Regions from separate parts of the Mus musculus genome. Here all the other regions are linked to region 1. A link is a loop called in an ENCODE intact Hi-C map of the cell type or tissue named here. Cell type or tissue: heart. All regions are shown on one strand.

What was found. Hi-C counts contacts between places; a loop is a spot of excess contacts. Peaks named below come from ENCODE experiments on the same cell type or tissue, not always from the same donor. Only the 100,000 strongest peaks of a DNase experiment are listed, where the experiment ranks them.
Region 2: a loop joins it to region 1, with 5 times the contacts of the local background. A loop is called at or near these places in 25 of 42 quality-filtered maps.
Region 3: a loop joins it to region 1, with 2.9 times the contacts of the local background. A loop is called at or near these places in 12 of 42 quality-filtered maps.

The regions. Positions count from the first base shown.
Region 1 is chr6:5,379,723-5,387,722 of GRCm38, reverse strand. It overlaps a transcript of Asb4 not described here. Among named protein-coding and RNA genes, the nearest start is that of Asb4, 6.7 kb to the left of the region's middle. In heart, CTCF peaks have their summits at 3,362 (motif pointing right) and 4,999 (motif pointing right); a DNase peak (open chromatin) is centred at 4,982; H3K4me3 peaks cover 2,690 bases; H3K27ac peaks cover 3,740 bases.
Region 2 is chr6:4,545,902-4,553,901 of GRCm38, reverse strand. No RefSeq gene overlaps it. Among named protein-coding and RNA genes, the nearest start is that of Gm33959, 37 kb to the left of the region's middle. RefSeq lists an enhancer at 1-365. In heart, CTCF peaks have their summits at 4,802 and 7,962 (motif pointing right); no DNase peak of the experiment used is centred here; H3K4me3 peaks cover 436 bases.
Region 3 is chr6:4,410,488-4,418,487 of GRCm38, reverse strand. The region is part of intron 3 of Gm46948 (a long non-coding RNA gene); the gene reads left to right. Among named protein-coding and RNA genes, the nearest start is that of Gm33788, 10 kb to the left of the region's middle. In heart, CTCF peaks have their summits at 1,190 and 4,125; no DNase peak of the experiment used is centred here; H3K4me3 peaks cover 275 bases; H3K27ac peaks cover 467 bases.

The sequences.
Region 1 (8,000 bases):
TGTTAATTGCTCTTTAACTTTTACTTTTTTCTTCCTAGGTTAACTAGCTCATTGATCTTTCACCCTGGATACAGGGCTTATCATTGCATTGTGGAAGAAATGCTATTATTTAAGCCCCCGGGTCCTTGCTTCTGTTGTTCTCTTGTTGCTTCAGCTGCGCTGGGGGCAGCTGCTGGTCTTTTGGCTCAGTTTGGGTTGGATGCTGTGGTTGAATGCACAGCCTCATGAATGCTAGGCCAGTGTTTTCCACTTAATTACTGCCCCAACCTCCAAAAGCTTATCTTATTAATATCTGATTTGTATAACTTCTGCCTTTCTAAAGATCCAGGTTCATAGCTGTAAAAAAATAAATGTATCTTTGTCAAATATTTTGAGAAAGCAAAGTTTCTGTGAAGAAAATTTCAAAATTAAGAACATTATTTCTACCATTCTACTAGAAGCAAAGAACCAAAGAATAAAATTCAGAGATAATTTGAATTTTAAAAAATAGAAGTTTAGGAGCTGGCGAGATGGCTCAGTGGTTAAGAGCGCCGACTGCTTTTCCGAAGGTCCCGAGTTCAAATCCCAGCAACCACATGGTGGCTCACAACCATCGGTAAAGAAATCTGATGCCCTCTTTTGAAGTGTCTGAAGACAGCTACAGTGTACTTACACATAATAAATAAGTAAATCTTTTTTAAAAAAAATAGAAATTTAATTTCTCACCGAAGTCATAGCAACGTATCTGGAATATTGTGACTAATGAAAAAAAAAAATCTGAGACCTGACGTCATTACCTAGACTTAGCTTCAAATAGCATCCATTGCTTAGGCCACAGGAGACTACATTTTGAAGTGACCATGTTTTACACCATCTAGTCTGACCTGACAGGAACCCTCCTCCGCTTTGTCTCTTAAAATGAAAACTCCCGTCCTGGACAACGTGTTTTTCATTAGTCTTTAACAACATGTCTCGGACATGTCTTCTGATCTTGATGGTAGGAAGACCTTCCTGACAGGACAGTGATGTTGAGGCAAATGGTTCCACAACCCTCTTGTACTCCCTGGGGACCTGAGGGAGCAGGCACAAAGGCCCAGGTGCTTGTTATCTCAATGGCTGTATACCACACAATCTACCCACTGTGTGTTATCTCTGGAACACAAATGGTTCCTTTGTTTATTATATCACTTTAAACATGGATTTAACACTATTAAGCTACAGTTGTTAAATGCAAACACAGGGAAGAAGTGAGAAGCAGATTCCTAAAACTTATCTTCAGAAATTAGAATTTTTGTGGGAGCAAAGTCCTTTGCCCTCTCTGACTTTCCAGCAGAGGAGTGGGTTATCTTTGCTATGGGCTCACAGCTGTGCATTATGGGATTGCTTGAAAACCGCCTTTTTTCTCCTCTGTCATACTTAAGGAGTTGTGTAAAATCTCAGGACACTCTGCATCAATTTTTGCTGTTGTTGTCTCATATATTTGCATGTTAAAGCTTTGTACAGAGATTGCTTTAACTGTAGATTTACTTGGGTTAATAGACAACACGGACAAATGCAGTGAGAGCCTCCAGCTGTATGGGCTTCAGCAGAGATCTGATCCAAGTTTTCTATACCAATTGGCAATAGGGTTAGTACTGTAATTGAAATTACCATCGTTATTTATAATGCAGAAGTCAGGAAAACTAAGAACCAAGGGTTGTAGCTGGGCGTGGTAGCACACGCCTTTAATTCCAGCACTCGGGAGGCAGAGGCAGGAGGATTTCTGAGTTCAAGGCCAGCCTGGTGTACAAAGTGAGTTCCAGGACAGCCAGGGCTATACAGAGAAGCCCTATCTCGAAAAACAAACAAACAAAAAAGACACAGAAGGATCTAATTAAAGGATCTACTCAAACCTGTAACCACATGTGAATGTTTGGGGGGGGGGGGGGAGGTGAGTGGGTGGCTCATAAGCACAAGGAAAGAAACAAACAAACAAACAAACCCAAAACAACCAAACAAAAAAAGAACCCAGGCTTGTGTGGACCTCTGCAACAACAAATGGCAAATAATTTGGGGGTTTTTTGTTTGTTGGTTGCTTGTTTACTTTGGTTTGTTTTTGTGTTTGTGGGGTTTTTATTTCCTTTCCTTTTCTTTTTTCCCACCTAACAAACAGTCCCCAAATGTGTTGGCTTGAAGCAACCATGTAACCTTGTAATCTTTTCTCAGGTAATTTCCCCTAGGTCAGAGCACAATGGAAAGGCTTATCTTGGCGCTTTGATGCTTGGGACCTCAGATGAAAGACCGGAAGGCCAGGGGCGAGCTGATGCCGCTTTGAACTGACTTGATTAGTTAACTAACAAGTTGATCCTGATGCCTTGGTTTCTGTCCACAGTCTCTCCAGGAGCCTGTCTGAATACCCTCCCCGCATGGTGGTTGGCATCTCCTAGAACGAAGGAAAAGGGGAGGGGAGGGAACATCGAGACTGGTTTTCTCTGTAAGGACAGAGCTTTGTGGGCTAAAGCAACAAGTCCTGGGCCCCTAAGCTCTGCCAAGAGGATGCAAAGAAGCCATATCAGCCCCTGGGTTCCATCTCTCTAAAGACATCTCTTTGCAGTAAAGTTTAAGAGTGGGACTGATGGGTAATTTTTATTTCCTTCTGTTTCTTGAACCCAACCAGCTCAGTTCTCTCAAGGCTGCCTGGAACAACATTCCGAAAGTTACTATGTACCAGGGTTAGTAATACTAATTTCTCCAACATGGGAAGTGCTGATGGGGTTTCTTTTTTTTTTTTTTTCATAAAAAAGCAAAAAAAGTACAGAGGTTTTTTTGTTTTGTTTTTGTTTTTCCTGGCTATGAAGTATAAATACAAAACAAACAAAATTAAAAATTCAAACCACTTTGAGATTTCAATTAGCTATTCTGTGAGATCACTGGCCAAGGAAGTTATTCCTTATTTGGAGGTAGGGTAGTGGAGTTACAACTAAACCTTGTATCAAATCCTTATTAGTTTCACCACCAGCGTGTAAGAGCAATTGTCAGACTTTATGAAACAAATGAAAAAAATTAATACACAGAATGTGCTTGTACACGGAAAAGCACTACAAAGAGTTGTGGATGATTCTGGTCTCGATGCTCACAGAACAACATGACTCTCCTGGAGAAGACAGGCAATCTTAACTGACTGTGTCTCTGGCTCCCGTGCTACTGATATTCAAAACACAAAATTCAAAATGTTCCTCTTTCCTCTACTTTACTCCTCACCGGGTATCATATCTTGAGCATTGGCAGAGGGTGGGTGATACTATTTTACAAAGGCAAGTAGTCTTGCCTGAGTTTCTGAAAACCAAGAAAGCAACGTTTTTTTTAGACTGCACTTATCCACAAAGCGGGTCAGTTTTCTCCTTCCACCAGTTGGGGGCGCTTGAGGAACTTCTAAGCCACTTTCAGCTCTCGAGTTCGATGCATCTCTAAGGTCTAAATTACAAACTGGAAGCCTATGTGTTTCTCATAAAAGTCTATTAAACGGTTCCCACAAATGACTGAAATGGTTGTTTGTAAACGGCGGGATCTAAAATCACACTCGCGCGCCTTTCCTCTTAGAAGTCTCTGTTTGTGGACTCAAGGTCCTCTATTTGGAACATTGAAGTGATTACTTAGCTGGGGCCGCCTGCTTCCCGGAACTGGTACCCAGACCATCTGCCTTTCATATCGGGGTATTCAAACTGCATTTGTAACTAAATTCCCTTGAGCGTTTCCGGAGGCTCTTGGTTCCTGGCACAATGCTATATTTTCCCTTTCAAAACCCATCCTTAATGGGTGATGGACGTCAGAATAGCTAGATTGACACAAGCAATAACCGAGCCCTGGTCCACCTGAATTTTTCCTCCACCTAAATTTTGACAGACTATACATTTAATGTCATCTTTGACTGCGAAAGGCCGGGTTCTTCAGACAAAGCACGTCTGAGCCCGCAGTGGGGGCATCAGCTGTGTGCAGGGTCTCCTAGCAACTGCCCTTGCAGCCTTGTTTAAACACTAGCGCCGGCTTGTATTTCCACCCTCACACCAGCACACACTTCACAAAATCAACTCATGGGAATAATTCGCCATAATTCTGTCTCAATCAGAACACTGACCCCGCAATTGTACTCCAGGCAGCGTTTGCATTCTTTCTTTACCTCTGACAAATTTTTGAAGGCAAAGTATAGCTAGGGAAGAAAATTGCCCTTCATGTGGGAAAGAAATATGGCAGGCTTCTAAGCCTTCTTTCCTAAGATCCCAGGATGCCCTTTAGCCCTCAGAGTTCACAGAAACCAAGAAGCAGTTTACCAGTTGCAAAGATTCATCGATTTGATTTTACCTTTTGGGGTAGCACTTTGCGCATTTCCCTGGATATAATGTAAAATCGACATTCTTGCAGAGAATTTGTTTGGAGTGTATCATGCAAATGAAGCTGCAGGACCCGGGAAGAGTGGAGAGAAGGGTTGCATATTTTCTGTCTGCTTACAGATATTCTTGCTATAGAACGGCTGAATTGGAGCTGAGAAACAGTATCTTGTCAAACCTTGTCTTTTTAAGAAAGTACAGAGCCCACCTCCGTTGTTTGTTCCACTATGTTAATTACTGAGGAGAGTCAAATTTCAGTCCTTTACAAGTTTCCCCGCACCACGTTTTAGGATTCTTGTTTTGTTCTCTCTGCCTTGGCTGATTTACATGGATCGTAACAAGGAGGCAGCTAACAGGAATAAGCAAGGCTAACGCGTTCTACTGACTTTAAAGGAGTCGGGTTTGTGAGGACTTTCCGAGTGTGTAAAATGATCAGCGACTGATTATTTTTGCATGTGTTGGTTATTGATGCAGTAAGCAGATAATTGAGTCAAAAGCTGCACCAGAGTGCATCCCCTGGCAAGCATTTTAAGGATTCATGTTTTCGAAAGGAACCCACAGACACAGCCTCAAGCAGCAAAAGCTCTCTCTCACAGAGCCACACAGACCGTCCTCTGGAGGGAATCAGAGAGTGAGCGGTCTTGGCACACCCGGCCGCATGAGGGCAGTATTCCTTGAAAAATGAACCTGAAAGACCAGCTGCAAAATCTCTCAAAAATGGGAGAAATGAGCCAATGCAGATAAAAACGAGGTCTAGATGAAATCAAACGCAGATTTTAAAAATGTGTTTTAATCCATATAAACCATTATCCTTGCTGATTAAATTTTGCTTCGAGGATGAATTTCTCTGCTGAAATTTTACCATAGGTTTGCCTATGATTCTATAGAATCATTTCAAGATGTATGTCTAATAAATATAAAAGTAATTAAGGCTTGTCAGGGAGGAGTAGCCGCCCACCCACGATCCTTTGCTCCTACGTCACTGGTATTAAGAAGCGTTCTGTAAACGAACTAGACGTGTTTTCTTCTATATGTTTATTTCCCATACTCACTGTCATATACGTCTGTTTTGGGCTGTGGGAAAGCAAGACAAGCTTGCATCTCATGTTCAGAATTCTCCTCCTAGGTTGATGATATTCCCCATAATGCCAGAGCAAGCTTTCCTGAGTCCCTTCTAAAAAGGCACGAAGACACAGATGGAGGTTAAAACAGCAGCTACTGTCAGTCAAGGCCCCAGGCAAGACTGAGAAATCAAAGATATGCCCTCCTTTCCCTGTCTGATAATGTTGCTAGGTGGCCTTTGATAGCTCCAGGGCATAAAAGGGCGGGGAGCTTGTACTCCTGATCCGTCTGGCGTTTCTCCTGGGTGAATTTCTTTCTTCAGCATGACTATGAGGTTTTCAGGAGTGTTAGAAGGATGGTACATCAGTCACCAGCAAAGGCGACTTAGGAACAAACACCAACATGCTACAATAAATTGCCTTGGCTGAAAGCTATCTGATACATTTCTGGCTTGGCTGGAAGCCCTGCCTCCACATACCATAACTCAATGGCTATGGACTTGAGTTATTGCTGTATGCTACTGGGATCCACCAGGCTGAAGCCAAGAGACAGTGAATTGTAATCCAGATCTCAGTTCCTTCAGGTAAATGAAAGAAACCACACAGCACTACGATACAAAATGCAAATCTGGTCTATAGGAATCAAAACCAGAAAAGTTGGAAGGATGGGGCATTATAAAAGGGAGAAATTATATCAACTGGTTTGGGGGTTCGAGAAACACTTCACTGAAGAAATAGTATTTGATAAATAGAGGCCAAGAGACTAGAGGAAGGATGTTTTTGTTTCTAGAGACGAACAGCCTCTTCGAGACTCTTTCTAGCCTTCATGGGGATGCCATGATAGTTCAAGACAAGGAGAGAACACTAAGGGGGAAACATCATTATTAGATTAATTGCCAAGGGAAGGGTGAGATGAAAGCTGGCATGTGTATGCACTTGGGAGCTCACAGGGGTCAAGAAACTGTATCACTTTGAACATGTGAGCTGTAGTCTGGGCATATCAGTTTTGGGTGTGTCTGACTTTTAATACATATCACCCATAAAAATCTCCCTTGCATAAAAGGGTACACTAGAGCTGGAAAAGGTCTTGAAGGTAATTTATGGCTTCATTTTCAGCTCAGGAAAAGCTGAATGAAGATTAGGAACTGCATTCAGCACCATTCACTTTCTCCTTTGCATCCCCCTCCCAGGCATCAAGTGTCTGCCTCCCTCTGTTTCCCACACCATTCACAGGCAGACTACAGGGCTGTTTGCTTACACCAGGCCTCAAGTCTCTCCCCATTGTTCCCCATCTGTTGGCTCTGTCTCGCCAACAATGATTGCAAAAGCCTCAAAAACAGAAGCGGCTTCTTCACCCCTTTCCTGAATTCCCTATGGATACATTAAGAAGTTGATTATTCTATTTATTTTTTTTTAAGAGGGTGGGGGAAGCTCCAGATTACAAAGGCGTTCACAATAGCATCTGTATTCTATAGGCTCTTTCAGGTTGCCAGAGCAAGGAAGCCCAATCGTGCTTCCCTCATTAATGGGGGCTTATTGTGAGCACAAACAGGACAGCCAGCTCTGCAGCTGCACAGCCAGCCAGGCCGCACCAGGAACTCATCAGTGCCTGTTATTGTCCCGGATAAACCTGTAGCTCCCGCAGCCAGGCAGCTGCTCTCCTGACTTAACCGCTTGCCCTCTCTCCGTGCCTCCCACCCTTCACCTTTAAAACGGAGATCATAATAATATGTACCTCATTGAGCCGTTGTGAGGATTAACTAAGTTGACATGTGTAAAGCCCTTTTACAAGAGTGTCTGGGGCACAGTAAATGCTGGAAGATGTTAGCCATCATTATTAATTCAGTGTAGCCAGGCAGCTAGCTTTGACTATGAAGGCTCTGACTCTCCTGACTGATAGTGAGAGGTGCAAACCTCCCTTTCTTCTCGGAGAACTCGATATGCCCCTCCCCACCACGGAGTTTCTGCTCACTGGTATTATGGCTGTGCTGGTGGAGACAGTCTGCTTACTCTACCGTAGTTCACTTCGGAGAAAGCCACGGAGCTGCCACAGCAGCCGGCTGCCTAGACGCGCACCACGCACCGCCCGTGAGCTGTTATTTATCCTGGTGCCAACTTTCTCAAGCAAGCATCACTGGAGGAAGCCAACGGCCTATCGGCTTGGTTTCTTGTACTGTGGCAGTTTTGTTTTCTCTACAAGTTTTGGTCAATTTGCCTAAATTATGCAAACACTTCTGAATTGGAAGGTTGAGCTTCCCGGAGGACAAAACTGAAGTTTTGTACATAGACCAGACTTATTCGGCAGAGGGCCGCGCAGGGCCAGCTGTAAATCCAACTGAGGTTAGCCGTGTTTTATCATTCTGCAAAAGGCTCCCTCTGTGGTTAACACTGCTGTTGAATTCAAAGCTCTTTCTGAGCCTTTTGGCTCCAGGCTGTGCACATGGACTCTGGCAAAGCATCATTAAAACTCCTATTAGTGAGAGCTGACTGCTTTCTTCTGCGAGGAAGAGTATTGCATTGCAGCAGAATGCAAATCTCCTCGGCGCCCGCTGCACATTCATAGCATTACAGCTCCAAAGGACTCACAGAGACATGG
Region 2 (8,000 bases), 830 kb after region 1:
GATAGAATTTTTTTAGTCTTAACAAGAACCACTTAATGTTCAGAACCGTGTTCAGAGATTTTCCTGTTTTCCGCTCAGTTTTCTCTAAAGTTCTGTTTTTCTAAGGTAGAGTAATCTCATCCTGTGGACTGAAACATCCTTGACCACAGATGCATTCTTAGAATTTATTGAGCGTAAAATTTTAACTACATCATTTGTCTTTTGATGCAGAATTGGTCCACTGAAAACTATGAATTAAGCATTTATAATAAAGTAAAGCTTAATGTTAAAGATACCAGTGTTTTGTGAATGCCATTTAAAATAATCATTTTTCTTTATAATGAAAGCAATATATATTCATTTAATGCTTCTGAAGGCTACAGAAAGATGAAAGAACTCATTGTCTGGCAGTATCTATTGTGTCATTAGTGATGATGGATATAAATGTTTTTGTACATATGCTTTCTGGATTTTTATGCATATCTGCATCAAACACAATGCTTAAACTTACATTGCATATAATGAGGTACACACTATTCACTATACACTATTCACACATGTGCTGTGTGTAAAAGATGATTTAAATACATTTGTAAAGTTTTACTTTTATTTTAAATTTCTTTCTTTATTTTCCTAATGAATGTATGCTCTAGAATAACCAAGAGATGATCATTAAAATTTGATATTTTTAAATCAATTTCATTTTCTTTATCTGTCATAGTATGTGTATTTTTGTACCAGTGACTACTATTTTGATGGAGAATATATTCTATCAATTCTCTGTCTAATATATAGATAGAATATATAATACATAAATATATGTTATACTATTTTTATAAATATTCTAAAGTTATATAAATTTATATATTTTATAAATAATAAAATAAATATATTATACAATATAAATGTATGATTTATGAATTTATATAAATATGTAAATTTAAATAATTTTGCAAATATATTTATAATATAAATACTATATAAAATGCATTACATAAATATAAGTATTTCCTTTGCAATATGGCCTAATTTTCAACCAAGTAGTTTCGGATGCTCATTCATAGAGGCAGCTATCCAGTATAAAACAAGAATCATGTAGTGCACATGGCGGTTGGGATCTCCTCTGAGATCTTCAAGTGTAATATTGACTGACTGGGTAAGATTTTTTTTCCTCACTGCGTGCTAGTTCCGTAACGTCTGCACTAGAAGCAATTCTATTGTGCTTTACTTGTTTGTTTTAAAGCATGGTTGTTAACTTTTCCACATCATTAACTATACTTTGAGAACATTCAAAATAACTGTCCCACCATCCATCACATGGTTGCCCCACGTCTGTGCTGACCAGTCCACTATTATTAGGCATTTGGTTAATTTCCAAGGTTGGTATAAATAAAGCCAAGACAACTGGCCTGAGCCACGATGTTAGGGTCAGCTCTTATTTTTGCACATGTACTCAAGGCTGTTGAGAGTCAGTCACTGAGATTCATTTACCCCTCTGTTGCTAAGAACATGTAGGAAGGACAAGTGGTGGCCTTCTTTTGGCAACCTGTTAGGGCTTGTCTTTGATGGAAGTAAAAGCAAGAAAACGTACACACACACACACACACACACACACACACACACACACACACACACAGACAGACACACACACACAGACACACACACAAAATCTTTATTTCAGACCATTTGCCGTCATATCTGTTCAGAGGGTTAAATGAGTAGTGGTCACAGCTCAGAGTTCGTTTTGTTTTGTTTTGTTTTGTTTTGTTTTTTCTTTTTTGAGAGCTGGGCCTTTCTTTCTTGTTCTCTCTCTCGGATTTGTGCCGACAAGAGTCATGGCACCTCCCAAAGCTAGCAGCTGCCTGGGCTTCCTGTGGTGTTTCTGTGATGTGCACCCCTTGCCTTCAGATGTGTGATGTTCTGGACAGTGGGGTTGGCCCGCTGTGGTATAGGATGCTCTGGACAAGCCATTCTGGCCTTCAGCTGGAAGCTGCTCTGGACCAAGCAGTGGAGAGAAAGCTAGAGTCACACTCCTTTATGCCAAGACTGTCTTACAGGCTCTGTGAGCAAAACACTTTTGAAAAACCAAAGATTTGCCCCTTACCAACATGTAGGGTGTGAAATAAAATGTGTTAGAAATATAATCACTTTTAAGCTTTTAGCTCTTTACTGGTAGTTTCTTTCCAAAAAATTTGAACTCGTTAATGCTTACTGTAATTGTATATGAAGACACCTTTTGCCTAAATTCTTGTCAGAACTTTTTTATTTATTTATTTTTTACAAAGAAGTATAGCCATGGGATCTTTGTTCTCTGGGCTTTCTGACCTTTAATCTCTTCCCTTCCTTTCTCCCCTTACTAACTCTTCCTCCTTTCATTTCTCTGTCTTTTCCTGTATCCTTCTCTTCTTGTCTCTCTGTTTTCTTTTCATCTTAATTTTTTTGAGACGATGTCCTTAGTTTAGCCATGGCTGACCTTGAACTTGCTACCCTCCTGCCTCTGTGTACGAGGTGCTGGAAGTACAAGCTTTCTCCGATATCCCGGCTTATTCTCTGACTTTACTAAAGTAGTTGTACCTTTCTTCTTTTGTATTTCAGCATTCTGCTTCCCTATGGTGTGTCGTGTTCTTTGGATCTGCCTCACTGCCAAACTTTTTAAAAATGTCCATCTAAGACCTGTTTGTATTTTAAGATTTAATGAGAAGACAGAATTTTCGCATTTGTGGAGACAAATATGTATTTTTTTTTTCAGAAGAGACAGGAAATGGGAAGATTGGGAGAAGGGCACATGAGTGTTCACATTGAACATCTGAATTCGGGGCTGTTTCTATTTTACCTAGAACACAGAGGCTTTGGTACTCGAGCTGGTACTTGTGCTGTTGCTTCCACAGCTTCATCTCCTTAAAGATTGCCTTACTATGCCCTCCGTTGTCCAGGTAGCCATGTTTAGTAATCTGTGGATGTTTAGGAAGGGCTGTCTAACTCAAAAGATACCAATCTAGAGGTTGCTGGGGCTGTGTGAGCGAGACTGAATCCTTTTCACAGAATTAGAAGAGGGATAAAATTTTATAATAGCCAAATTTGAAGAACAAATACACAGGAGGAAGACAAACCAGATAAAAGGTGGAGCTTGTGGAAGAGAGGGCTGAAAAGTCACAAGTTCCTGCTAGGGAGCTCCCTGGAGCTACATTATGGCCTGAACAAAGGAATTGATCACAGCAGGATGTCCTGAGCTCATTTCCCTATGCATGCTCCCTGGCTTGAACTTCTCCAAGTGGGTCTCTGGTATCTACCAGTCAATAAAACAGATGGAACAAACAAAAGTTGGCTATGGATTTGAATATCAGCTACTGTAACTGTATGAACATGGCACTGTACGGTCGTTTTCATGGCTACTGCTCTCAAATAACAATAGCTCAACATAAAATTATCAAGCTCGCTAATGTCTGCAGTGGTTGTTAGGCAGAGAAGAGAACTCAAGCAATCTCCAGAAGCAAATGGTTGCGTCACACTTTTCTACATGGCATGGTGACTGCAGATTGTTAGATCGATGGTGACCAGGGAGTTGCTAGGCAACTTGAAAGACAGGAATACAGAGTAAAAGAGGCTTCATTCTGAGATGAATTATTTGCAATGTTTGTAACAAACCGTGAAGGGCCTGAACATTTTCTAGATTTCTGACGCTAAGATATTGGCCTGCCACCGTTTAATAAATGCTGACATAGACATGTGACTCCTGGGGTCACATAGATGAAAGACTTTATTTCAAGAAGGCAAGGAATGTGAGCTTTATGCTTGCTTTAGGGTTCTTTGCCCCTCACGTCCCACAGGGACCATGGTTGAGTAACCCAAGTGGACGTGTCACAGTTGAGTAATACCTCATCTGGAAGCTAAGTCTTTTACAATGTGCTGTGAGCCAACCTGTGTGATGTGTCCTGGAGAGAGACATTATCTTTGACATACTGGACAGGCACTTGCTCTTTGCTCTGGAGACAAACACTATCTCTGTCTTTCAAGGCTGTTTGCTATCATTATATAAACATCTTTGAGCAGATAGTGAGGGACAAATGCCGTCAGTGCCTCCCTGGCTCTCAGTAAATGAACAAATGACAAACATCCATTATTCCCCCAAATGCTCTTTTCCCAGGTGCTTTATCTTTGCAACCATCTCAAAGGTCGGTTCTTGTTTCTGCTTGCTTGGATACTCTCTTGTAGTCTATATTCTGACTATTTTAAGATACTTTTGTTTTGTTCAACATCAAGAAATTTTTCTCACTTAAGCACAAAGGGACGCTGGTGAGAAGATTCCAAATGATTATTTGAGTTTAAGAAACACCACCAAGCCTAGTGCTGCCCAGGGACGCTTGGTGTGGGGCTGATAGTCATCGTTGATTATCTCCTTTGGTTTGCCTTCTCATCAACAGCTCCACTGTTCTCTCCTCCCAGGCTTAAATTCTCACAAGGGAGAAGCCGAGCACATCAACTTAGCTAGACTTTCCCCCTTGATTTACCCTTATATCTAGAAGGGGTTGGTCACCAACACACAACCCTAGTAAATTTTCTGTTGGAGGGCTGGTTTCGTGGGAGCTTGGCCACCTTCCCAATTGCTCTCTATTATATCTGGATTCGTTTTGATTCATATTTCATTGCTCAGACAAGAAATGAGATTACTGTTTTGAGTTTTATTTCATTTCATTTTTTAAAATCGGTTACGCTCTGACTTGCTTTGTGTTTCATTTTCCTGCCTATCTCATTCTGGGCTTTTTCCTACCTTCTTGGAGTAATGCTGTGAGTGGCTGTTAGCCATTTCAAGGTTTTGGGTGAATTGAAGCGCCCTCTGGAGATGGGAGGGAGATAGGAGTTGTGGCTTTCCCTGAAGGTCTTGTGTGGGGCAAGTAGAAGAAGATCGATGATTTTGTTAACTCCAAGTAGCTAATAGCTAACCATGTAGCTTCAAGACCATTACTTGAGTAGTAAAAATGTTACTTGTAAATATTTGATGTCATTAACACATTCTTGGATGCAAATTTCAGTAACTCTATTTAAAATGCCAGGGTAGCCATTTCTAAAGCTGTGAGTTTTTCTAATTGGGAAAGTCCCAAGATGATTTAATCAAGGCTGGTGTGAGGACTAATGTTTCCTTATCGTTCATGTGCACAAACATTCATGAGACTTCCCCAAGAAGGACCCTGAAAGTAAATTAGCAGACAATATAATAAGCTAAAATTTGGGCACTTAGTCATGCACTCATGCTAATTTTCACACTCCTTTGTAATTAACATTCCTCCTGACTGGATTAATTGGGTTTGCAATAAGTAATCACATTTGTAATACTGCAACTGTTCCAAAATTAATTGCTCACGTGTTCAATGAGCTGTTACATGTTCTCTTTTTAAAGCCGCTTAGAGAGTCCACACTCTGAGTGCTACCGTCCTAAATATTGTGGGAGAAAAGTACAGGACCATCTTAGAATGTGGGGACAACAGCATACCTGGATTTCCAGAGTATGTGAGAATTATCTTGCTACTCTGATTAACAATGTGGGTATCCTGGGCTCACTCCAGAAACTCTGGTTTGGACAGTATTTGATAGTGTCTGGGGAAGTCTTGCAGAATACTACACACTGTTGGGGAGAAGGCATGTGTACAAACATCCATCTTAGTCAGTGAGCTGAAGGAAGATTTCAGAGCCCTGAGGCTTTAGACTACTTTTCCTAAGATAGCTTGCAAATTATAATTTACAAGGGGACTTTTAAAAACAATATTTTGGACCAATTCCATCATAATATCTGTGATATGGGGTGGCCAAACATTTGCATTTTTTTCTAGCCTGAAAAAGAGCTAGAGGGCTTTTGTTTTGTTCTGTTTTGTTTTGCTTTTTGCCATCCCCAAATCAATCTGTTTTATTGAATTAGTCTTAAGTTATGAAATCCTCACAAAGGTGAGAATAAAGAAAGGTCTGGTAACCCTGCAAATCTTACAAAATACAGTGATTTGTGCATTGGTGAGAAAACACACCTTTTGGGCATCAATTTGCCTTTCTCTCTTCAAAGCTTCAAAGGATTTAGTGGAGTTAGCAGCGTTTGTGTTAGATAGCCCTCTCCTGTAGAGGCAGGAAAATTGAGGTTCCCTCTTATAATTTATAGTTTTCGAGTGATTGTTCTTGTGATAGCTTAGCTGAGGGCAAAATCTAGAAAATGTATGGACCTTAAAAATTTAATATATCACCCTGAGCAGTAACTGAGAATAAATATTCATTACTAGCAATCTGGGTAAAATTTTAAGAGGAAAAAAAATTCTAGACATTATATCTGAAGCAATTCTTCTTCTTCTTCTTCTTCTTCTTCTTCTTCTTCTTCTTCTTCTTCTTCTTCTTCTTCTCCTCCTCCTCCTCCTCCTCCTCCTCCTCCTCCTCCTCCTCCTCCTCCTCCTCCTCCTCCTCCTCCTTCTCCTTCTCCTTCTCCTTCTCCTTCTTTTTCTTCTATTCATTTGATTAGGAACAAATCTTATGGTGATGAGCAAAATAGTAAATGGAATTTTTAATTTAGGTACATTGATAACAGTTTAGAAATTATTCCAGACCTCTGTGTTATAAGGGAAAGTAGATCTATAATCAGTGATAAAAACCCATGAAGGAAACAATTATAATCAAATCATCCATGTTTCTTTGAAGTGGATATATTATATTGTCACTCATAGAGCCGGGCACAGCACCAGTGATAATAGGTGATTTAATGATGTTTAAAGCCCTTGAGTAAATTCATATAAGCCAAGAGAGTTCCCTGAGGACAGGAGTTTAATAATTATGATCATTTCTTGGGCTGATAATACTTGAGTTAGTATTTCCACGGCCAGAGTTTTTAGAAAAATCAAATTGAAAAACTCAAGTGTCAGTCGTTCAGCAGACGTGTGAGTTACAAGTGCACTGTGCAGAAGAAGTCCCCAGTCAGCACAAAGGCCAGCTCTAAGCTCTGGAACCTTCATTTCAAAACTGCATTATCTAATGGCACGTGGTAGCAACCACCAGCTTACAGCATGTCTTTATCTCTGTGGGCAATTCTCCTTTACATCATTTTTAAATTGTGAAGATGGGAAGGTTAGTACAAATTTATATATTAAATGTTTGAAGCTGTTAATAAAATCCAGGTATGTTTTTATTAGGTGGTGGAAGGTGGAATATAACTCAACAGATGTGGGAGGGTTTCGGGATTAGCAGGTCTCTCTATAGTAGGAGAAATTGATGTGTAATTGAAATCCAGATACGTTATCATTTAATCTCGCTATGCCTTGAGAGGATGGTACCCACGGAAGCTAACTGCTAGTTTTGACGGGGGAGTAAAGGTCTGTAGGTGGAGATTTAGCTCTTGTGAGAACATGGGTGGTCCTGACAGTCCAGTGTCTACTCTTTACCAACCTCACAAAGCAGTTCTGTGGTGCGCTGTCTCAGCCTCACAACTCAGCTGTCATCACTGAGCACACTAGGTGGAGATCACGAAGAGGATTAAAATGTGGATGGCTCCAAGTCCGAAGCCCTTGGTTTTGTCTTGCTCAGTTTTTATTTTTTTTCCCAACGTTCTCTTGACTCTCTTCAAAAATATCCTTTGCAATTTACCCTCCCTCTCATCCTCAATTTCTTTCCCTTGTTTAGATCCTCGGAGGTTGATTGCTTACTTCAACTCACCACAATTTGAGACAACTTCTGTAGAACTGGTTAGCTCTACATCCAGATGGTTGTTGTCCGTGGGACTTAACATCTGCCGCTTTGTGACTGCTTATCAATTCCCTGGGAGATTAGCGATTGATCTCCCAAAGAGAAGGCTACCAAAGGAGGGGACAGGCAAGAGTTAGGAGGGGAGGGGAGTGCATGGAAGTAGACCAGAAAGGAACTGGACAAAGGGGCAGGTAAGGACGAGGAAAGCTTTTGTTTCTCTTGTAGGAACTGAGTTTCCATTCAAATGATCTGCATTGGGGTATTCTACTATCCAGCCAGCAGGGGGAGCAGTGGACTTGGAGTGCCGTCCTGAG
Region 3 (8,000 bases), 970 kb after region 1:
TTTTAGTGCAATTAAAAGCTACTACGAGGATTTGAGGAGAGAAATGGTATGGTCAAATTATTAGAGCAGCATGGTTTTTATATTAATTAGAACAGACCACGGGGACCAGAGGGATGAGAGAATCTGCAGGCGAGGTAACTCACTAACGGAGTGAGCTCGGGAGCCCAGAAGGCCTTTGTGAAATCGACAAATTAAAGCTACAGTGTTGTCTGACATTACAGACAAGAGAGGGTTTTCCCCCCCCCCCTTCATTAATTTTATCTGATTCACTCACCTTATTAGTTCTGAAAGACTTGGGTCACTAGCCTGACTACTTCCCTTGCATCCGTCTGTAAGCACCAGCACAGCACTGTTTTGCCCAGCTATGTGGGTTCTCCGGTCCACAGGTGAAGCAAAAACGGAGAGCAAAATGTCCAGAGGAAGGGTTATGGGATTGCTTTATGACCTTATCTTAAAAAGGAGGACTTTGTATGTCTCCCCACTTATTCTCACCAACAGACATAGGTTGGTTTTTTTTTTGTTTTTTTTTTTTGTTTGTTTTTTTATTTTTTTTTTGGGGGGGGGAGGTGTTAGTCTGAAATCTGAACGTGCTTATCAGCTGGGAAAAATCTGACATTTAATTGATTTTATCCCTTAGAAGTGTGTGTGAGAGAGAGAGAAGAGAGAGAGGGAGGGAGAGAGAGAGAGGGAGGGAGAGAGAGAGAGAAGAGAGAGAGGAGAGAGAAGTGGGGGGAGGGAGACAGGGAGGGAGGGAGGGAGAGAGAGAGAGAGAGAGAGGAGAGAGGAGAGAGAGGAGAGAGAGGTGGGGGGAGGGGGGAGAAAAATTGACAGTATTACTAAGCAACAAGCCTGCTTATTTACTGCTCCAATCCACGCCCCCACCCTCCACCCCCCTACCCAGGTTGCAGACTTTCTCTTGAGTCCACGAGAGACTGCTGGCTAATTTTTTAAGTATAATTTCCCAAAGTACTGCCCCTTGCCATAGAAAATGCCACGTAGGTCTTCTGAGTTATAAATGCCGAGGAAAACCATGTTGGTTACGTTTGCAGCTTTTTCATTTTGTGGTTCTGGGTGGTACAGCCCAGTTGCCAACGTTATCCATTCCTCTTTCTGGGAACAGCCTTAATTGTACTTGGCTTGGTTGACACAAAAGGCCTCTGAAAAATATGAGGCTGGTCCCTCTAGTGTTGCTTTGTGAAGACTACAGTACAAAGTACTGGATGGAGGAACACAGCTGCAAAGGAGTGCAGAGAGCGGCTGCAAAATCAATCTGCTTCAAAACACATTATTGAAATGATTTTCTACAAAATGCCATGGTACTATACAGGGCTCCTAACCAAAGAAAATGCAGGCACTTTGCTACATTTGCAAGGACACGGTGTTCGTTGTTGAGACTTCCCAGAACAAACAGTAAACGATTGAAATCACATTGGCCAGAGTTACCAGAGGGTCAAGAGCAATATAAGCTTGCCTTGCTTTTAGAAACGAATTCACAATACTGGTTAGGACTGTCTGGCTATGCTCATAGGCTTTCACTGTCATAAAAAGAGGAGGCAAGATTTCATATACTTCTTCATTCTTTCTCTGATGCCCCCTGATGTTCAATAAAAAGAGTATGCTATCTTCTTCCTGTTTTTCTTTGACTTTTTTTTTTCTACCCTCAGACATTTGTTAAACTACTAATCTGTTCCAAAGATAGAAAAATGATAAGATACATTCATTTCCCTGGACATGCATCATCATCCCATGGGAAGACAGACTCTTAGTGACAAAATAGATTTATATAATGCCTGGGACACAGGGGAAATGGTATTAATTATTAATGCTGGTTATCAAGAAAGATGAGGTATTTGAGCTGTGGTCTGAAGCTAGAGTTAGAGTCCTCATTAGAGGCAATTCATGGCTTGACATCATTGACTGATCCTTGGTCAATACCAGTTTGGTCCAGTTTCTGAGGAGATCTATTATGGCATGTGCAATGGGCAGCTAGTCTGTGTGTGTATGTATGTATGTATGTGTGTGTGTTGTTGTTGTTGTTTGTTTGTTTGTTTATGCTACTGCTTCAAGGCTCAGATTTCCTGCCTTATTCCAGTGTCCCTTATTCTGCATGTGCAGTAAAAGGAGGCCCACGGCAGAAAGGCCAGCTCTCCATTAAAGGAACATGAAATAAAACTGGGTGGTTTGAATCAAGACTGCAGTAGCTCTGGATTCCAGCAGAAAGGGGTTGGTGTCACAAGGGGAACCCTGATCCTTTGTGGGGGTAGAAGTAAGGTTTGTTAGAGGGAGTCAGGTTATTAGTGATGATTTTATTAGAAAATCTCTTTCAGTTCTGAAAGCCTATTAACAAAATTTCATATTTACATTTAAAGGGGACTAATTACCTACAGAGAGTCTCGATAGCCTCAAACCCACCCGAGAGCCCAGCACAGTGTTATTTCACTAGACACTGGCTTACAAATCCTTTAGAAAAAAGGCACCCCACCCTGGTCATCATGTTGTTGGCAGTGAGGTTGACATTGAAATTCATTGACTTGAAACCACACAGTCACTTTTCAAAGGCTGTTTGGGGTTGTAGCAAAACACATTGAGATCATTTGGTATATTAAATAAGACATATTACCAACAGTCTCTATATTTACATTTGTACATGTACAGTCAAAAACCAAATGACAGTCATAAAGTCTAGAAGCATATTAAGGCTCATAAGAAATTGTGGGATGCAAAATTAGGCCATGACTCAATGTGAATGAATGTCAATAGAGTGTGCAAACTATATTTTATAGGCAGTTAAGGTAATGCTGTTATTATTTTATGAAGATTTAACTCCATTATTTTAGTAGCTCTCTGTGATTATAAGGACAATGCAGTTTAGTAGCCAAGGTACCAGAGTCCACACACAATGAAATTATACACGTGGAAAATGCAACTGGAGGCAGGAAGCCGCGATGTAAGTGGATCCTGCTTGCTTCTCTCTCTGTATTCTTTGGACACCAGAGCCTCTTCTCATCTCTCTTCTGTACTGAGCTGACACTGAACACCGGCACCACCCCTGGACCTTCAGGGTTTTGACCTTTGGTGAAATCGCAGCGCACATCGTGTTCCTCCTCCCCTCCTAGAAACTTTGTCTCTCCTCTCAGAACAGATGGGTCCAAAATTAACTCTGAAGCAACAGTTTTAAAAACTGAAAGGAAATGTACCTTTTGTAGGGGTCTAGCCATTCATCCTAGAGGGGTGTAACACACTAGAGAACATGGTAGGCAAGGAAGCCCTGTTTCTCTACTGATGAGCTTTCGAGAACGTGATGTCTACAAACTCAGTCGGACTCAGTGGCATCTTTAGAGGTTCCTTGTCTCACAATGTTGCATTATGTCTTGCCCCTTTTCCTTTCTAAAATTTAATTTCACTTACATATATTTGTCTTCTTTCTTTTTACACTACAGTTTCTTTGTGTACATATTGTGCTTTCCAATTTAGTGTTTTTTTATGGGACTGTAAGTATGAGTGGGTCTCTGTTTCTTGTGTCTTCTCTTCGGCTCTTTTCCTTCTGCTGTTTGTTCTGTTCAAGTCCAATGCGTTAGTTTTGTTTTTAACTTATTGCATTTTATTTTATCATTATTCCTTCAATAATAATCCCTTTTATTTTTCTTCCTAATGATTGGCAGAAATGGGGTGGATCCGGATGGGATGGAGATGGGCGGGAACAGCGAGGGGCAGAGGGAGGAGAAACCATAATCCGAATGTGTTATACAAGAAAAAAAATCTATTCTCAATAAAAGGAATAAATTATGAGAAAAAGAGTAAATATGAAAATCTCTCACTTTAATCCTACGCAGCAATAAGATTATAAAATAAAATGTTTTGTGTGCTTACAAAAATATTTCCTAATTTTTTAATTTCCCAGGGTTCTGTTAAGCCTTTGAATATAAAGGAGACTCCGTTAATTTCCTTCAACCCACTTTTATTGGTTACTTTTTATTTGAATGATGCAAGACTTGAGCATCTTCAAGATGCCTTTCCTACCAATTATTCTGGAAGTATCTCTGAGCAAGGCTTCTCTTGTGTGGAGTAACAAGCAACGACTTCCTTTGATCTGTGGTTCTAAGGCGCACTCTACAGCGCCCCCTACCTGCACTGCTCACATCACAGCTTCTCATTTAGTGGCCATGCTGTGCTGGGCACAAGCTAAGTTCTTTTGAATGATACAGGTCCTTTAGAATCCTCAAGATGCCAAACTTAGGGGAAAAAATGAGACACAGAGAGAGATGGGAGAAAGGAATAAAAGTAAGCGTTGTTCTCTCTGATATTGTTTGTGCCTCCGTGTGCCACTGAATAAAGCTTTTCAAAAGTTTTACTTACAATGTTTTTTCTTTCCCTCTGTAATTCCATTTCTTATGCAGAGACAAAAGATCAAGGATAATAAATATAGGATTCAGAGTTCTTTTTTTCCTTTTCAATATGTGAAATTGTGTATCTATTAATTTCCCTTAAAGTGACAATAGTCATTAACTACCCAAAGCTCTTGGCCTTAGCATTAGCAAAGGCTGAAATTTAACAAGAGAACTAAGTCGATGTGTTTTTTAATTACTCAGTGTCAATTATTTATCAATTAATACAGGAAATTCCTATTTAAAGGTAAAAAATCCAAAAAAAAAAAAAGAATGAGAAAGAGCAACAGAGAGAGACAGAGAAAGAGAGAGAGACAGAGAGAGAGACAGAGACAGAGACAGAGAAAACAGAGAATGTGAGAGACCACACACTTGGGGTTGTAATGAAAGTAATATTCTGTGATGAACGGGAATCAAGGAAGACTGACGGGAAGAGACCCTGTCATGGATGAAACTGAGAAGCCAGAAGACACTGTCAGTACCAGTAGGCATCCCTCCGTCTTTATTTGCACTGTCAGTATATTGTTAAATCTTTCTTCCTCTTTGATAGCTCACCTTAAGGCCGAAACTAAGAAATCCAATTACTTTCTAGAAGCTGTAGCGATGACCAACTAAACTGTGGCCCCTGGGGACAGTATTTGTATCCTTTGACAGCAATTAATGAAACCAATAAATCAATTAGTTAAATTAAATTAAGGTCCATCCAGCTGTTTCCACAGCCTACCCATGTGTAACTAAATGTAATTATATGGGCACCCTGGATGGGAAGCAGATTCAGTTCGAGTGATCTTCACTGCCCTTTTGTACTAATGCCTGTTCCCACTTTATGAAATTATAGTTATTCTTCCTTTGTCTTGACTCTATATTATATGTGAACTTTGCTTGGGGGAGAGTTCTTAATAAAGGGCAATGGAAATAACTCTTTGTACCTCTGAGTGATAATGAATTACACCCGGGACCTGTTCTTTCTATTTAATCCCTTCCTGGATTTAACAGACATCATTGTTCTTACAAAGTAATGGTCGAATCCATACACATTTTGTGTTGTGGGGTAGGAGCTCTTCTCTTTCTTGACAATGCTGATTCTTTCCACTTCTGCTTTATTCTCCAGGTCTAAGATGATTCCTCTCCTTACTATTGCAGATCCTGTGCTCGTGGTGCCTAAGCAATGGCCCTATTTCTCCTACTTCATTAACCCCCCCCCCAACCTATGTCTTCACTTCTATAGCCATGCTTTTACACATTATTAATACCTATGTATCATAGCAATTACCCTCATTGCTGAGCTCAATGAACAATCCATTCTTTCTTGGACTTAATCAGACCAAGACCCTGGTGACAAAGCTACTCATCTCACCAGGCTTTCAGATGAACCACACGATTTCATCACATCTTCTCTATGCCTCTTTTGTTGGAGACGGGTTTTGCACTCTGTAGCTCGGGCTGGCCTGAAACTCACGATATGCTGCACAGGCTGGCTTTGAACTAAAGGGGATCTTATCTTGGCTTCCTGGCCTAGTATCTTCAATAATATCTTCTACAGAAGATAGTCACTGATATATTCTACAGAGCCTTCACATATTCATCAAGTATCTATGTTTATAATATAAAAATAAAGGCAATTGAGGGAAGGCACAAGTAAGTAGTAACTGTAATGGAGTCCAATAGTAATAAAATCTCCTGCTACAAGGATATACAAGGGGATGATGATTTAGCCTGGATGGACTAGAGAAGGGCAAGAGAGATGACGTGGGAAGTGAATGACTAGATGAAGAAAACAAATAACAGTTCCACTATAGGTGTGAGTATGTGTAGATCTCCGAAGTCATGAAAGTACAGTCCAATGTGCCTTCAAGTCTTGTGATTTTCAGTGTGTATGGAAGACAAAGTCACCAAAGCTCTGGAATGTGGAACTGGAAAGTGTAGACCACACACACACACACACACACACACCAACATATATATATATATATATCCCAAAAATGTGTCAGCTAAGATATAGGGTCCAACACACGTAATCTAATCTCATATGAGTTGGAAAGTATGCTTGTGAATAGTGAGAAGAATGGTTTGGAGGGAGGATCCAGGTAGATGCTTATTGTAATGGTCTTGGACCCCAGCTGGGTTATTCATGGTAGGAATGACTGACACCTACCTTGCCCAGGTAAAATGGCTGCATGTAGCTCTGAATCAATATTGAAAATTGACAGTAGAAAAACAAGAACTGATGGGCAACTCTGGTGCTTCTGAAGGTCTCTCTCTCTCTCTCTCTCTCTCTCTCTCTCTCTCTCTCTCTCTCTCTGTGTGTGTGTGTGTGTGTGTGTATGTGTGTGAAGTTGTGGTTGCATTTGTGTGCAAAGGCAAAGGTCAGAGATCTGTGTCAGATGTCACCTTCCATAGCACTTCACCTTAAACTTTCAGACAGGGTTTCACACTGAATCTGGAGCTCACTGACTAGACTAGAATGGCTGGACAGCATTCTCCCCGGACCCTCCTGTCTCTGTCTCCCAACACTAACATTACAGGCATGAGCCTGAATGATGACGTATGTGATTGGGATCTGAACTCATGCTTTGTGCAGCTAGCAGTTTAGACACTGAGCCATCTCTTTGGCTCTGAAATTGTTTACAAATGCACTGCATGTGATGAATATTAAATTCATGTAATGTGTTACATTTGTTCAGACATTTCAATACTCCCCCATGGCTGCATGGTGCTCATGAAAATAGAATTCCCAAATCCACATTCTTTGGAAAGAAGTAATTTGTACACACCAGGCATCATGGACTGTCACTCTGGGACCAAGAAGGACCCCACCACCTCTAGAGGATAGGAGCTTGTGTTTGCGTGTTAGGGTCAGCGTCTAAAGCAAGAGGAGTCTTGAGTGGGCAGATCAGAGAGCTATTTTCTGAGCTAGGAAAATTCCAGGCTGCAGGCTGATGAAATGAAATGTCTCTCTTCTTGAGAAAAGTACGCAATCACGGAAATGTGTAACAGGTTCACTGGCCCTTTGAAAATTACGTGGAAAGCAAAATTAAGAATGCTTGCCTGAAGAATAGGGTTCACGCTTTCTTAGTCTGTTTTGCTGAAGGCTCAGGATTTGGATTCTCAGAGTCTCTCTGCACTCTTTTATCTCACTCTTCTTGACTCAGACACTCAGCTGAAAAACAAATTACATTCCCAACTCTGAACCTGTCCTCACGTCATTCTCCTCTTTATAAGAAATGTCGAAATCCTCTTATTGACAACCTAGTCATCCTTCAGTGGCTGAACTGAAAGCCTGTTCCTTTTATGAAGTCTTCCTTGATTCATCCATCAACACAGGGGTGATGGCCCCTCTCTTCTTGTCACTTATATACCTTATAACTATTTCCTCATGACACTTATTACTTTCTTCTGAAAAAAAAGAAAAAAGAGCCCCTTTCTTCCTCTCTGAGACAGCCTCTCCTTACGTACTCAGGCCGGCTTGGAACTCGCAGTTCTTTTCCCTCCTCATTTTCTTTGGAAGTGATATTTCAGGAATGCACCACCACACCAGAGTTATCATTTTCCCCTTTAAATTTATTTTTTTTTATACAGCTTATCTCTTGTCTTGTTTAGCTATGCACACATGGC